Linked DNA regions of Homo sapiens: region 2 is linked to region 1. Evidence: chromatin loops called from intact Hi-C (ENCODE). Cell type or tissue: upper lobe of right lung. All regions are shown on one strand. Links, peaks and the distances in the headings refer to the core of each region. The heading gives the core; the rest is flanking DNA. Region 1 holds the start of LOC105377944 (a long non-coding RNA gene). Region 2 overlaps REV3L (REV3 like, DNA directed polymerase zeta catalytic subunit).

What was found. Peaks named below come from ENCODE experiments on the same cell type or tissue, not always from the same donor. Only the 100,000 strongest peaks of a DNase experiment are listed, where the experiment ranks them.
Region 2: a loop joins it to region 1, with 3 times the contacts of the local background. A loop is called at or near these places in 55 of 110 quality-filtered maps.

Annotation. Positions count from the first base shown.
Region 1 is chr6:111,650,265-111,658,608 of GRCh38, reverse strand. It overlaps LOC105377944 (a long non-coding RNA gene), which reads left to right and starts at 2,720. Exons shown (of 3, transcript XR_942874.3): 1 at 2,720-3,286; 2 at 4,459-4,585. In upper lobe of right lung, for the core only: no CTCF peak of the experiment used is centred there; no DNase peak of the experiment used is centred there; H3K27ac peaks cover 344 bases.
Region 2 is chr6:111,356,610-111,364,953 of GRCh38, reverse strand. REV3L (REV3 like, DNA directed polymerase zeta catalytic subunit) reads left to right here. Exons shown (of 32, transcript NM_001372078.1): 16 at 976-1,101; 17 at 5,940-6,132; 18 at 7,829-7,940. Among named protein-coding and RNA genes, the nearest start is that of SLC60A2, 100 kb to the right of the region's middle. In upper lobe of right lung, for the core only: a CTCF peak has its summit at 3,118; no DNase peak of the experiment used is centred there; H3K27ac peaks cover 527 bases.

The DNA of each region.
Region 1 (8,344 bases), core at 26-8,025:
TAGCCCTCCTCTGCTGGAAAGGGAGCCTTCCTAATAAACTATTACTTTTTACTTTTTTTTTAAGACAGGGTCTTGCTCTGTCACCCAGGCTGGAGTGTAGTAGTGCAAACACAGTTCACTGCAGCCTCAACCTCCTGGCCTCAAGCGATCCTCCCAGCCACACTAGCTAATTTTTATCATGATTATTTTTTGTAGAGATAGGGCCTTGCCATGTTGCCGCAAGCTGGTCTCGAACTCCTGAGTTCAAGCAATCCTCCTGCCTTGGCCTCTCAGTGTTGGGATTACAGACGTGAGCCACTGGGCCAACCTCTTTTTACTTCTTTCAAACAACGGGCCAGATGCGGTGGCTCACGCCTATAATCCCAGGACTTTGGGAGGCCAAGGCGGGTGGATCACGAGGTCAAGAGATCAAGACCATCCCGGCCAACATAGTGAAACCCTGCCTCTACTAAAAATACAAAAATTATCCGGGCGTAGTGGCATGCGCCTGTAATCCCAGCTACTTGGGAGGCTGAGGCAGGAGAATCACTTGAATCCAGGAGGCAGAAGTTGCAATGAGCCAAGATCGCGCCACTGCACTCCAGTCTGGCGACAGAGCGAGACTCTCTCTCAAAAAAAAAAAAAAAAAAAAAAAAAAAATCAAATAAACCTATCGGAGAAGACCATTTGCAAAGTTCAGACATTGTAAACTGCGACTAAAGGATTTCTGTTCACTCCATTCTCTGTAGCTCCTGATCTCCTCTGATGATCAGTTCACGGGCTGGGAGGATTAGAAAGCCTAGGAGACAGAGGGTCCCATGCTTTAGAACATCAGGGTAGATAAAGACAAATGATGCATTTGGCTCTGCCGTAGTCGTGACACAGAAAGATGTATGGGGAACCAGGCATTTCCGTGAGAAAAGTTAAGAGTGTATATAATCCCTCAAACACAGCCACACTGTTGAAGATTTCCTTACAAGCACCAGAAGGTGTTTACCTGCTTTGAGAAAGATAGGAATCCTCCTGTGGCTAAGTGTTGGCACCAGAGGATTTTATAGTAGCATTAGTGTGGCAAAATGTTATCTGCAATTTCCCCGGGAGTCTTAAGAATGTTTACTATATTAATTGGAATGGTTCTTTCATGAATCTTGAAAGAGTATGGTTTTCAACAACAGGCAGAAGAGAATTGTACTAAAGCCCACAGCAAAAGGGATGTCATCTGTTCATTAGTCATGACTCAGGACAAAGAATGTCACATGATAGGCATTTCCTAATAAGTTGCATTGGAATAAAATGATCTTTGGTCAGTTTGTTCCTGAAAGGTATTTTAATAGGTTTAAATGACTTTTGTTGACCTTCTTACCACTATATATTATACAATACTGTTGGAATTCAATTATGCTATCAAAAATATTTGTTAGAAGGGAGGGAGGAGACTGGTTTTGGTTTGGGGGCAGGGGAAGGAAGCTTAAACACATTTTTATTCTAAAAATGATACAGGGGGATATAGATTACTAAAGCAATTGCCAAATTTTAAATATATTTTTTATCTCAAAAATAGTTTATAACTACAGAGAAGAAAATAATGAAAAATAGTACCTTTACTGTATTTGAAATATCAAATAGACATTCATAATTTATGTACACCTATGTTCCCAGAAAATTCTCATACATAATAAACTCCTAAATCATACCTCATTCTTTCCCAACATGCAAACTATTCAGAATCCTATGGAGGGACAAATATACCTTTATTTTAAAAGTTAATTCTGAGCACTGAAAATAAAAATAAATGGTTTTCCAGTGTTGCAGGGACCATTCTAACAAAACGTAACCAGTGACAAACGACGGCTTCCTCAACAGCCAGAACACTGTGCTCCTCTCCATACGGCTTACTACTCTCTAATAACCTGTTTAATGCCACCAATGTGTTTAATACTGCTCTCCTCTAATGTGTTTGCCCTGCCAGACTATGAGCCCGAGAACAGAAACTTCCTGATTGGTTCACCATTATTCTCCCTGCACCTAGAACAGTGATGAGCTTCTGGCAGATGCTGGCTGGACTGATGGATGGACTGTTAGGTGGATGAGGCCCACTGTCCAGTGGGGCCAGTGGTTTACCTTCGAATGACACATCTACCTAAGAACCTGCTAAGCACATGGGACTGACTGCATGCTTCCCACAGTGCTAGCCCTGAGCATTATGAATGTGTGGCCACCAGTGTTCCAGATATGATTGAAGTCCCAATCTATAGCCTGAAGTGAACACCCTTGATACTTCCCAACTCTTTCCCCAGAACTGTCACAATGCCAGTGAGGATAAACTTGTACCTCTTGGAACCTGAGAGACAGCATGAAGTAAATGGCACCAAGTGATACATACTCTTATTTTGATTCCGTTTGGTTTTGAGATGGGGTCTCACTATGTTGCCCAGGCTGGATTCAAATTCCTGGGCTCAAGCAATCCTCCCACTTCAGTCTCCCAAGTAGCTGGGACTATAAACATGTGCCACCACCCCTGGCCACAGTCTTTGTTTTTTGGGGATGCGGGGAGGCGACAGGGTCTCACTCTGTTATCCAGGCTAAAGTGCAATGGTGTGATCATGGCTTACTGCAGCGTCGACATTTTGGGCTCAAGGCATCCTCCCACCCCAGGCTCCCAAGTAGCTAGGACTACAGGTGCATGCTACCACATTCGGCTACATTTTTTTTTTTTTTTTTTTTTTTTGGAGAGACAAGGTCTTACTATGCTGCCCAGGCTGTAGCCTTAGGTAAAGTGCCTTCAAAGGCTCGTTTTAGCTTTGTCATTTTATGAAAAGTTGATATTCTACTCCCTAAGATATCCATCTTTGTCTTCAGATAAAAATTATTTTCCCAAGTCATCAAGTTGTGCCATGTTACCCAGCCTGTGGCTTGTAGTGTCCCTGACACACCCTTGCATAACGCAGGGAGCCCCTGTGCCCTGTGTGAGAAGCACAGCGTGAAGATGTTGTCCATAATATTGTACATGGAAAAGGTAACGTTAGCCCCCATTAATGTGGATTCTCTCATCTAATTTCCTCTTTTCACCCAGCAAAGTGCCCAGTGACTGAGAATGAGACAGAAGATGAGGGCGTTTGAGGATGAGAAGGAAGAGGAAAGTCATCAGAGCCACCTGGAAGTAGAGGTCTGGTCAGGTTGGCCTGCTTAACCAAGATGGCAGCCAGGGGAGTAGGAAGGATGAAGACATTGCACACATTTGGAGGAAGAAACCAAAGCTGGCATGAGAGGAGTCCTTTCCAGGGCTGTTCAAGGCAACAGGATGCAGGTGGATATGACTGTAGATGGGTGTAAAGACTTACCATTCACTCCTCCAAACTTTCGTTGTATACTTATTATGGGCTAGGCCCTGGGCCTAGCCCCAGAAATTCAAAGACAGACAATTAATATCTACAGTCTAGTAAGGATAAAGACCCATAAAAATCGTTGCAATAAGCTCTCAGATGGAAGCACAGTTGTTAGCAAAGTAGTAACATCTAGCTCAGAATGGGGGGGGGGGGTACAGCGGAGGCTTCCTGGAAGAGGTGCTGCCTGAACTCTCTTAAAGACAAATGGAAGTAGGTTACATAGTGTTTAGCGGAGCCTGGTGCTCCTTGCCTTTGGATTTGTTTCCTTCTGATTTCTAGCCCCCATTAGGGGTTACCTCATGCTTTCAATATGGAAAACATCAACAAATGGGTCTCAATGAAGAAAAACCAAAAGTACACACACACAAGCATCTCAATCACTGTCTCTCTGTTTCTCTCCTCTCTTTCTGTCTCTCTCTCTCCTCTCCCGCCACCCCATTAACAGTATATAGGTACACCATTTATTCTGATTGGTGGCCACTAAATAGAGGGGGTGGTAGATAATAGCATTCAAGGACGGAGGAAGGTTTTAGCAGGTTGTTGGCTCCAGTGTCTCGATTAGGATATGGTCTGAAATATATTCATATTCACATTCTCATAAAGTATGAGAATAAAAGAATTGCCAGAAAGAAGCTTGGAATAATAATAACTCTTCACTACTTCTCTTAATAACAGCTGGTGGGAGGCTTTCTCCTATTTACAAATCCATTGTCATTCTTCCACTTACCAGCCAGGCTGTTTCGCTTGAATCATCATGCGATATGTACATTCATCATGGAAGGTATATACTAGCAGTTGCATGGTGTTCTGGTTGTTTTGTTCTGGGTAGTTTTCCTTTAGTTAATTATCAAGTGCTTACTATGTAATAATCAATGAGTAGCTAATTGGAAGCAAGAGAGAATGAAATGGGTATTATTCAGATAGTGTTTTTAATGAAAAGCATAGACGTAGTACTGTGGGGAAATATCACTAAATAGCAAGAGATTTCATCTGTGTGTGTGTGTGTGTGTGTGTGTGTGTGTGTTTACAAAAGGATTCATTTAAGCCACTCATAAACTAAATCCAGGTATGTGAATCTTTTCTTTTTTTTTAGACTCCTCCCAATGGGTAAACATTGGAAGACACCAGGAGGGAAGCCAAGCCTCTAGAGATTGCTCAGGAACCCAAACCACCCCAAATGGAGCCGGAAGGTCTGTCAATTCCCAGAGAGGGAGGAAATGGTAAGCAAATGGCAGCAGTTGCTTAGAAAATTAGGGAATGAATAACAATGCTTTCTGGTAAATTAACCATATTACATTGTGCAGGGGAAAGCGATAGGAAAACCCTGTTAAAAATTGAATAATAATTTGCCCACATCATTTATGCAAAATGCATAATTTTCCTACTTCAGTGGACTTTAGTTTGATTTAAAAGATGAGCAGCTCTAGGACTATTCACCAAAGCATAATTTGTAAGATAATTGGGAAGGGGAAGAGAAATCAGACTGTAATCAGCACAATCTTTCGTAAGTCACTTCACCTTCCTCCTCTCACCTGCAAATTTTGGAAAATATTTGTTTACCCTTTCCTGAAGTTCTCTAAATGGAAGTGCAAAGCATTAATCATTGTCATTGCTACCACTAAACCATGACCTCACCATGAGAGGGGGGAAAGCCATGTTTCATTCTATTCAGTATTTTTCTGCTCTAATTCAAATAAGTACTTGTTTTGAATAGTGGGGAAAAAAATGGAAATGTAGCAAAGCTATAGTTAAAACAACAAGCTGAGAACAAAAGCAACATGCATGCAGGCAAAGGAGACCTTGGAAGATACACAGATAAAACAAAAAGCTGTGCTTGGCTGGGATTCTGTTTCAGAATCAAATGCAAAATGGAGAATATTGTTCCAACTGTAAAGGTTTTGCAATCTACAATCAGTCAGAATGAAAAGATATCATGTAATCCACCTTAACAGTCAGAAGCTGCACTATTGCTGTGAATTATGATATTTGTTCATGACTAATGTAGATTTTCAGACCTAGAATGGTTGAAGGTGGGCAGGAATTTGTAGGTATACCAGATACCCTTCACTTCAACAGGGCACACCCATGTCAGCTGATGTTTATATCTCTTCCTCTCCTCCTTTTCCCTCCTCCTCACCCCTTGCTCCCCAATCTCATTAGAATCATGAAATTTTTACTTATATATTCATTAATTCTCTTCATCCCCATCTCTCCACAAAAGATCATTATCTACTTATTAAATTCAGCCCTTACACAGTGTCTCATGCCTGTAATCTCAGCTATTCGGAAGGATGAGGCGGGAGGATTGCTTGAGGTCAGGAGTTCGAGAACAGCCTGGGCAACATAGCCAGATGTCGTCTCTAAAAAAATTAAAATTAAAAATTTAATAGGGCACGGTGGCACACACCTATAGTTCCAGCTACTCAGGAGGCTGAGGTGAGAGGGGATCACTTGAACCCTGGAGGTCAAGGCTACATTGAGCTGTGATTGTGCCACTGCACTCCAGCCTGGGCAATAAAACAAGACCCTGTCTCTGAAAAAAAAAATTTTTTTTTTTTTAAATAAATTCAGCCCTTAGAGTTCTACCTTTCAGGGCAAACCTGTTTCCTTTGTTGGACTAATTCCTGTCTCTTCTACAAACTTGCTGGTCCCAAAACGCTGAACTTTGAACCCCACAAATCTCAATACTTCTTATCTGTTGGGTGCCCATTCTGGTTAAGCAAAAGGACCTTCCCTAATCCTAATACTCGTCCCCACTCTTTCCATCTCTATCCCCAACCGCTGCTACTGGCTGAAGATTATTAGATACTAGTTTTGTACCTATGCGTCCTGCCACTTGCTATAAATCGCCTTTATGCAAATCGAAAAAGCTACCCTGCCTCAAGACACTTTGCTGCCATCTGCCAGGAAATTGTTGTAATAAATATGCAAAAGGATAATGACTAGAATGTGAATGGTGCCCCTTAGAATTGTGCAGTATGCAACTGGCACAACTATATGTGACAACCCTGTTGTTTGAAATCACCTGAACTCTCCTGGAACCCTGTGTAAAAATCACAACCACCATAGGTCAGTTTTGCCTTTTCATGACAGTTTGCCACTTCAAAATCTAAATCTTCCACCATGATCAGAAATTGCTGAGGGGCAGTTTCTAGGAGAGACAGAGTCCCCACGCAGCAGTACCTATAAGATTATAGGGCTCTTCCAGCATTCAGCCCAAGCTTTGACCTGCTACCTGGGCAGATACAACCCAAACCATACTTGGTTGATTTTCGGGAAGCATCCAAGTTAGAAAGCTGGTAAGGCTGAATGTTGGGGTGCAGGGGGAGGTAGACCTAGCTTACATTCAGGTCAGCCATTACCCATCTCTGGCTTTGGCGGCTTCATTTCTTGTTGATTGCCCCATCTGTTCTCCTCCCTCCTTCCCATGCAGCACAACCTGCACGTACTGGTGATCTCTCACTACATAACAAACCACTCCAAAACTTAGTGGCAGAAATAGAAACAGTCATTTATTTTGATCACGAGTCTGCAATCTGAGCAGGACTCATCGAGGCCAGCTCACCCCTGTTCCACACGGCATCAGCTAGCGCAGCTCGGGTGTGGCCGGAGGAGCTGCTATCACAAGGGCTCTTGCATTTCACAATGGCTCTGCATCAACACACTGCTACGTTGATGCCAGCTGTTGACCTCAGGAGCTCAGCTGGGGCTACTGATAGGCGCTTTTGTTCCTCTCCACTTGGGCTCCCATGTGTGCGTGGACTTGCTTACACGGTGGTACCCATGTTGAACTACCCCAGCTGACTCATCATTAAGTAGAGACAAGCTGGACCCACCCAGCTCTGCCCAAATTTCAAATTTCTGAACAAAACAAATGACTGTGGCTTTAAGCCATTAAACCTTGGGATAGTTTACTTTGTAGCAATCAATCAATAGAATGTATACTCTATGCTAAATGTTGCATGAATCCATTCCCACATCTTTCTAGGGTGCCTCCTGGTGCTGCAGAGTCTAGGAAGCTAAAAACTACACTGCCCAGAGTCTCTTTTCATTAGGATCATGATTGTGAGTTAAGCTACACCAATTAGACTTATTTGCACAAAGCTTGGAAGGCAGAGGCCAATGTCTTGCAGCTTTTGGCTACTTTCTGCTGCAAAGCAAGATCATGGAGCTACTGATAGCCACTCTCCAGCTTCATGGGCATCAAGAATCTTGTGGACGTGGCAGTGGCTAGGTTCCTCTGCCTGGCAAATGCGGTGGTGGCAGTAATTCACGCTGTTCCTGGCTTGCTGACCACTTTCTGGCCTTGTCTTGCAGCCATGATGTTCTTGCAGTCAACAGTCCCAGTGGCAGCTTCCTGAGTCCTCCTTCCTGATTGTGGCAGAGGTGATAGCACCCCTGACAGATTGATTTTACCACATTCTGGGAGCCATCCTCGGAGGCCCAGCCTAGAGCCCTCTCTTCCAGCCTTTCCAACAAGTTTGCAATTCTTCATGTTATATTCTTTTTTGCTTAAAAACTCTAGCATGGTTTCTATTTCCTACACAGAACCCTGTAACAGATATCCAGGTGATCCCAAAGTTTTGTCTCTTCTCAGTCTTTCTTTTGTTCTTGCTTGTTTGCTTTCTCTCATTTAATCATTCCTTTAATAAATATTTATGGAATGTCTACTATGGGCCAGGCACTGCACTAGACCCTGGAGAAAAATCGATGAACTAAGCAGACATGGCCTCGCCCTCATGAGATGAGGCAGGGCAAAGACCATGAGGCAGCAAAAGACAACCCTTGGGTCCAGTCGGCCCCTGCTTGTTTTTGTATATAACGTTTTCTTGAAACACAGCACACTCATTCATTTATGTCTTGTCCATGGCTGGTTTTGCCCAACAATGGTAAAGTTGAGTAGTTGCAACAGAGACTATATGACCTACAATGCCGAAAATACTTACTATCTGGCCTTTTTTAGGAAAAGTTTGCCAGCT
Region 2 (8,344 bases), core at 82-8,081, 290 kb after region 1:
CAGAGCTCAAGTAAGTGATTTTTGATCCCACCAAAAATATATCCTTTTTCTTGGTTTATTACTTTTTTCTAAAATATAACCTTATTGATTTTTTAAAATTTATTTTACTAAGTAGTAAAAGAAAGCAACATTATTTACTACTGAAACTCTGGAAAGTCACAAATGTCTTTATTCAAATACTAAAAATATGACAAAACTTAGAATTATATGGTTATGTGAAAGAAGTATACATTAGACATACATCCTTGGAAATATATGCTAGAAATCACTTATATATTGGCCACTTCTTATAAATGTCATTAACTACATAAAATATATTTTAATATTTCTGAGATTATCAAACTTTTTAAACTTTCATTTATAAAATACTGTTGAATTACAAGCTATATATATTAAAAAATACTATATCAGTGTGTTGTGAACATAACACTTTGGGGAAAACAGTTAATAGATTTAGAAATCAGAAAAAATAATTTTGTAAGAAATGGAAAGATTCCATTTTTTTCTGAATCTTTGAAGATTACATTGTTTTATTTAATTCATCTTTCAGACACATGTTATATTAGAGTAAAATACAAATCAGTATTTCAAATCTTTTACAAACTTTAGCCAAAGTAGTTGGAAATATATTGATTGCTTGCTTGTCTTTCTTACTTCCAAGAAAGGTCAAGATAAATGTCCATGTGGTATAAATGTCAACTCCCTACAAAACTGTTATTTTCAGTATTGAGGGCTTCTGAACTGAGAGATAACATATGGTTTGCTTATATTTCTACATGTATCCAGTTCTGATATCTTTGTTAGCATGAAAATAACATTAATAAAATACAGTTTGTTCTTGAACTTAGAGATGATATTAGTTTACCATTTATTACTAAACACATAAAGCATATTATCTGAGAATAAGTAATCAAAAGAAAAATGATTGCTCATGTATCTTTTTCTGGCTGTGTGTGTGTGTGTTTTTTTTTATAGAATCAATTTGCAGCAGTAAATACCCCACAGAAAGAAACTTCTCAGATTGATGGACCATCTTTAAACAATACTTACGGTTTCAAAGTCAGCATACAAAACTTACAGGAGGCAAAAGCTTTACATGAGGTAAAACTGCAACAGTAAGGACACATACATTGTGTTCAGTTTAACTCCTGTTTTATTCTATAAAACAAGTATGGAATTTTTTTAACAAGGGAGGAGTATATTGAATTCTATCCTATTAATCTTCATCTTGTTCTCATTTTACTATTTTGTATATTTACATGTTTATGTACAATACATAAACTTAAAGCATTTAAGTTGCTGAGACTGCTTTGTGATTTCATATCTTTCACAAATCTCATAACTGAAATTCAGCTTATGGACATTAAAATAAGAAAAGATTTTTGGGAGGTGGAGGTGGGATGATCCCTTGAGTCGAGGAGTTTAAGACTATCCTGGGCTACATAGGAAGACCCTGTCTCTACCAAAAAATAAAAATAAAATTAGATGAGCATGGTGGCGCGCACCTATAGTCTCAGCTACTTGGGAGGCTGAGGTGGGAGGATCACTTGATCCTGGGAGTTCGAGGGTGCAGTGAGCTGTGATTGCGCCACTACACTCCAGCCTGGGCTACAGACAGAGCAAGACTCTGTCTCTTTGGGGAAAAACAAAAAAAAGAAGTAAGTCTGTATTTTGGGGATTATTATATTAAGATGTTATGTCACATCTGAAATGTGATATTTACTTGTATTTTCTGTTTGATTGGCTGAGTGGATTAGAGCTTGCTACAAAAGAGGATAAATTCATTCACTCATATACTCTCTACTTAATCCAGCTATCTTCACAGCACAGGCTGCCTGCCAAAGACTAGGACTTTGCAAAAATATACATCAGCTACAGTATGCATTGGAAAGAATATGTGAATGGGTCACTGTAAATTTATTTGTATGCAGAAAACAAACTCAAAGCACATATCTGACTGGCAGTAAGATAGAAATTGGAGTATGTTTTCATTGTTTACACCTGTGCTGTCGTATGGTAGCCGCTAGCAGCATGGATATTGAGAACTTAAAATTTGGCTTATACAACTGAAGAACTGAATTTTAAACTTTATTTAATTTTAATTTAGATTTTAAAACATAGTTGACTCAAAGTATGTTTGGAACGACTTAGGTATGTAATACTATTTTTTACTCTTAAGTTGTATGAAATTACAGATCAAGTATTTCTGTAGAAAATTTAGCGTGCACAGTGAGATATACTAGAAGGATAAAGTACATACTCATTTCAAAGACTTCATGGAAAGAATAATTTAAAATATTTTGTTAGTAATTTTAATATTGATTACATGTTGAAAGGATAATATTTTAAATATATTGGATCAGATCAAAGTGTTTTTAAATTAACCTATTTTTATTTTTTTAAATGTGACTACTAGAAAACTTTAAGTTACATGTGACTTTCATTATATTTCTATTGGACAATGCTAGTTTTATACAGTCACTTTATGTCTTTGCTTTTAAAGCAGAGGATTAGTAACCACCTTTAAGTTATAATTCAATTTTTAAGTGTGGTTTTTTTTCTCAAGTCAATTCTGTTGTAAACTGTTCTAGAGATTAGATTAACATAAACTGAGGGAAAAATTTTAATATTGTCCTCCTTTGTTCTTCACATTTGAACTGAGAATTATGTTTTTTTAGAATTAGATTGGAACATAGTCTCTCCCTCATTTATTCATTTGCACATTTTTCTCATTCAGCAGCATTCATTCAGTTTCTGTTTTATACCTAGGTCTATACTAGCCCCTGAAGCCTAGATAAATTAAGTGATAAATTCAGTAATACATACCATCAAATGCAAACTTGAAATTAGCAAATTTTTAAAAACTTTTTTAAAAATATGTATTAAAGCAAATTTGATAGACCATAGCAAAAAGACATGTTACATTTGATTATTCTCTTATTTGAAAAGTACGCTTTTCTACATTTTCCTAGGTAACCCTGTTTCAGAACCATGGGCCCTCTGGAAGTTAAAATCACTCTGGAGGTCTCACTGGTTGCTCTGACAGCTTCTTCCTCCCGATAACCGGCTTTCCTCATCTCAAGGCACATTCCAAACTGCCGCCCGGTGGTTGAAACAGGGAATAAACCAAAGAAAAAATACTGTTCTCTTCCTTTCTCTAGGAAATTATGCTTGTGGCATTTTCTCCCTCTGTTTCCATTACCCTAGGATAATCTCTCTTTCTTCTGCACATCAGTACTCAGTGCAGAAGACAAGGGTTGTAATCTTTGTCCCCCTTCTCACCTGCCTCTTGCCTAGTCACACTCACTAAATCTCTCAAGCCATGTCTTTATATAGTTTGCTTTAAAAAAATACCCCCTAAGCACAGTAATGCATTTTGTTATTAAGGAATAGAAATGCAAATTTTGAGTGTGAAAATTTGATCTAGTAAACAAAAATCAACCTCTAAGACCCTTTTAACCTAAAATTGTTTTCAGAGTCTTCATGTCTTTTCATATGTTCATCCCTTTCTTTTTTTTTTTTGTTTTTTTTTTTGTGTGTGTGTGTTTTTTGTTTTTTTTTGTTTTGTTTGAGACATAGTCTCACTCTGTCACCCAGGCTGGAATGCAATGGCACAATCTCAGCTCACTGCAACCTCCACCTCCCAGGTTCAAGCAGTTCTCCTGCCTCAGCCTCCCTAGTAGCTGGGATTACAGGCATGCGTCACCACACCCGGCTAATTTTTGTATTTTTAGTAGAGACGGGGTTTCGCTACATTTGCCAGACTGGTCTCAAACTCCTGACCTCAGGTGATCCACCTGCCTCAGCCTCCCAAAGTGCTGGGATTACAGGCATAAGCCACCGTGCCCGGCCTCATATGTTCATCCCTTTCTAATGAAACTGGTTGTTTTGTTTTATTTGGGTTTGTGGGAGGAGTTTTCCATTTAAAAATTTTTTATTTACTAAATTAATGCATGCTTATTGTTAAAATTAAGTTCTGAAGAGTATGCATTTAAAAGTAAAAGTTTTTTCCCTTAGCTCTCCATTTCATGTGGTTTGATTTTTTTTTTAATACTAATATTTTAAAGTAGAAACAGCAGTATATGTTTCTGAGGAAAGTGGTAGATTTGTATTTGTTTTATTATTATGCCTTATACATGCATAATTGATGTTCTTTATATTTTAAAAAGTACTTAGTGGCCAGGCAAGGTGGCTCACACCTGTAATCCTAGCACTTCGGGAGGTTGAGGCAGGAGGATTGCTTGAGGCCAGGAGTTCGAGACCAGCCTGAGCAACATAGTGAGGCCCCATCTCTACAGAAGTTTTTATAAATTAGCTGGCCATGGTGATATGTACCTATAGTCCCAGCTAGTAGGAAAGCTGAAGTGAGTGGATCACTTGAGCCCAGGAGTTCAGGGCTGCAGTGAACTATGATCACACCATGGCATTCCAGCCTGGGCAACAGAGAGAGACCCTGTGTCTAAAAAAAAAAAAAAAAAAAAAAGATTATTTAACAAATTTACAATGAGCACATGCAATAGTATATATACCAAAAATACTCAATCAGGACAAAAAAATTTGCAATGAAAAGTAAGCTTCCCTCCTACTTTAGGCTAGCAATTTCTTTCCCCCAAAGCAATAAGTATGTCTGCATTTTTATGTCACTTTTCAGAAATTTTCTATGCATGTGCTTCCATTTTTTCATGTATAGAAGTTTACTGTGTTTACTGGTTCCATGTATCAGTGTATTATAGTGATCTTTTTATATTAGGACATACAGATCTGCCTCATTCCCTTGAAAATCTTAAAGGTTACAGAATATTCCATTGTGTGTATCCTTTATGGATACCACATAATTTATGTAACCTGTCCCCAACAGGTAAACATTTAGTTTTTTTCCAGTCTTTGCTATTCTCGAGTAAACATCCTTGTTGTGTATATTTTATCTACATGTATGAGTGTATCTGTCTCTAGGATAAATTTTCAGGAGTAGGATTGCCACATCAATGGATTTTAATTTTGATAGAGATTTACCAAATTCTACTCCTGTCACTAGTGAGAAACTTGAATTTACATTTCTTCAACAGTTTGCATGCAAGATAATACAAAACACAAATCCTTTGTTAAATTTATATGATCTGAATAATTACCAATATTGAAACAGGAATCTGTTTTCCATTGCCAGGTACATGTACATGATAAAAAGATGAGGTATAATTCTAGCTATAATCATGAATTCAACCTATATTTTGTTTTTCTTATTTACTCTGTCTTGATTTTAGAAAGAAAACTAAGAATTACAGTTAAAAGTTTATATTGGCATAGAAAAATAAGCATGAAAAGCAAATATTAACTTTTTTGCATTATATGTTAAAGAGAAAATGTGCATGTGTAAAAATCTGGCTGTTGTGTAGTTGATACCATAACAGTTCTTTTTTTTTTTTTTTTTTTTTTCAGGAAAAACTATAATTAAAAATCTGCCTAGTGTATGCAAAAGTCTAAGTTTAAGTAGCCCTCAAGTAGTAGTGAATTAATTGGTAGGAAATTTGAATTTTAAAAAAGCTCTCTTTTTACTTTAAACTACAGGTAAAACTATATAGTTTAGCTAACTACATGAAGAGTAAAACGTGACAGACTTTGGTTTCATTGTATAACTACTTGGACTAGTCATTCTCTTTCTCAAACAGGCATTGAGAGATCCTGCATATATTTGAGAAAAATAGTCTAAATATTGTCATTGAGAGCAGATTTTCTGAAATAACATCATGAATTGATTTAATCTAATCTTGGGATTAAAAATCTTTCGTTTTAATATATGGAGTGCTGCTGAGCTGTGACTTTGTCCTTTATGTCCATTTTTTCTGTAATCTTACATACATATTTCCCTAGAGCCTTACATACTTCTTTGAGCATGTCTTTAAAAAATGTTTTAAAAACATAGTATTTATTTGCTTTTATAGATACAAAATCTTACCCTAATCAGTGTGGAGTTGCATGCTCGAACTAGACGAGACTTAGAACCGGATCCTGAATTTGACCCAATCTGTGCTCTGTTCTACTGCATCTCATCTGACACTCCACTGCCAGATACAGAAAAAACAGAACTCACAGGTGTAATAGTGATTGATAAAGACAAGACAGTTTTCAGTCAAGGTATTGTCCATTTTTATTAATGATATACCTGCCCACTCTAGGGTGAATGTTTTAATGGGGAATTCCTGTGCTGAAGATCTAATCTAAGCAAGCATGATGACTCTTTTCTAAAATGTTTGCTGAGGTAGGGGTAGGAGATTGTGTATAACTTTGTCCTAGATTTATTATTCTTACTTGGATTAGTCAGAAGCAGCCAGGCACAGTGGTGCCTGCTTATATATAGTCCCAGCTACCTGGGAGGCTGGGCAACAGGATTGCTCGAGCCCAGGAGTTTGGGGCTGTAGTGCACTATGATTGTGCCTGTAAATAGCCACTGCATTCCAGCCTGGGTAACATAGCAAGACCCCATTTATTTATTCATTTTTTAAGTCAGAAGCAATGCAATATAAAGATCTTAATATTTATAATTATCTTATATAATTTGTTCTAAGTATTATTTTATAAAAATACTTACTACTAATACAGAGTCCACCTTATTATGTATCCCTAGATTAGGTGCACAGTCTTCCTTATGTATGCATATGCAGGTATTTTCCTGCTGATAGAGGGTTTATCTTACCACTATAAGTTAATGGTTTATAAGATACTTTTAAGATATATTCTTACTTTGCTTATATCTCTTTATCTTTCTTTCTAAATAATATACTTTTGGTTCAGAGGTTCTTCATATAGAATGCCATATAAGGCATTTTATAAAATACCTACTGTCCCTCTGCAGCTTTCAGTGGTCACCATTACAAGTGAATTCAGTCCACTGAGGAGGAAGTCTTAGCACAGAATACAACCATATTAAGAATTTGCAATTTATTCAGTGATGTGCTTGAGCTGACACATACCAGCTCACAAGCCAGTTCTTGGATTTTCATGAATTTTTCAAACTAGTTGCTGTCACTTTGGCAGTTGGAAATCAGTCATAGGGTGGGGGAGGGGTCCTTACATCATGAAATAGGCCAGCACTACAAATTAAGGCTTTCTTTTTTTTCCTGCAGAAGTGGTGGTTAAGCATTTTCATCATACCAGAGATTAAAATGTCCTGTGCTAAGCAAAGCTCTCCTGCTAGGAAGAGTAAAGACAGAAACAAAGTAATACAGTTTCTTCACAAGAGATATGTTATTTTCTTTTTTTTTTTGAGACAGAGTCTCGCTCTGTTGCCCAGGTTGGAGTGCAGTGGTGCGATCTCCGCTCACTGCAAGCTCTGCCTCCCGGATTCACGCCATTCTCCTGCCTCAGCCTCCCGAGTAGCTGGGACTACAGGTGCCCGCCACCATGCCCAGCTAATTCTTTGTATTTTTTAGTAGAGACGGGGTTTCACCATGTTAACCAGGATGGTCTTGATCTCCTGACCTCGTGATCCGCCTGCCTCGGCCTCCCAAAGTGCTGGGATTACAGGCGTGAGCCACTGCACCCAGCCAGTGATATGTTATTTTCTAGGGAATTTTATGAATGCAGCCTTTTCAGGAGAATAGCTGAAAATACAAAATTTGAATTTTCAGTTGTATATTAAACTAAAAAATCTTTTGAGAGTTTTTTAAAGACATTGAGTTAGTTATGTTTTCACTTGGGGAGATGTTTTCTTAATTTGAAATATTTCAGTAGTACAATTTTACTTAAAAGTAGAGGATAATATTACTTTTATATTATGAAGGTATATTATTATATAATGTTATATATAATAGACATTTTGTTTGTTTTTTAGATATCAGATATCAGACTCCATTACTTATTAGATCTGGAATTACAGGACTCGAAGTCACCTATGCTGCTGATGAGAAGGCACTTTTTCATGAAATTGCAAATATAATAAAGAGGTATTGTTTTGTATATCTGATTTTTCCAGTTTTATTCAGAGAGTCGTTTCATGCTATTGCAGATAATAGTGAAGATAAAAGTAAAGGTAGGAAGAAAGCGAATCCCTTCCTATGACCCTTGAAAGCAGAGTTACTCTTGGGAAGATTTTATACTCACTTCCCACCACCATCACTATTTTCATCAGACAAGGGATAGGAAAAGCAGTGTTCTGTTCTCAAGATTGAGGGGCCAGTGAAAGACAAATATTTGTTTAGCCTCTAACTAACTTCCCAGTTGTACTTGAGGTTGGTTTTTCTGTGGTGCTGAAATAATGGAGAACTGTATAAAGTTCCATTGTATTATTCATTAACTAGGTTTCTACCTTGGGAGCCAGCCACCATTTCAGTACCTTTTTTTGGTTTGT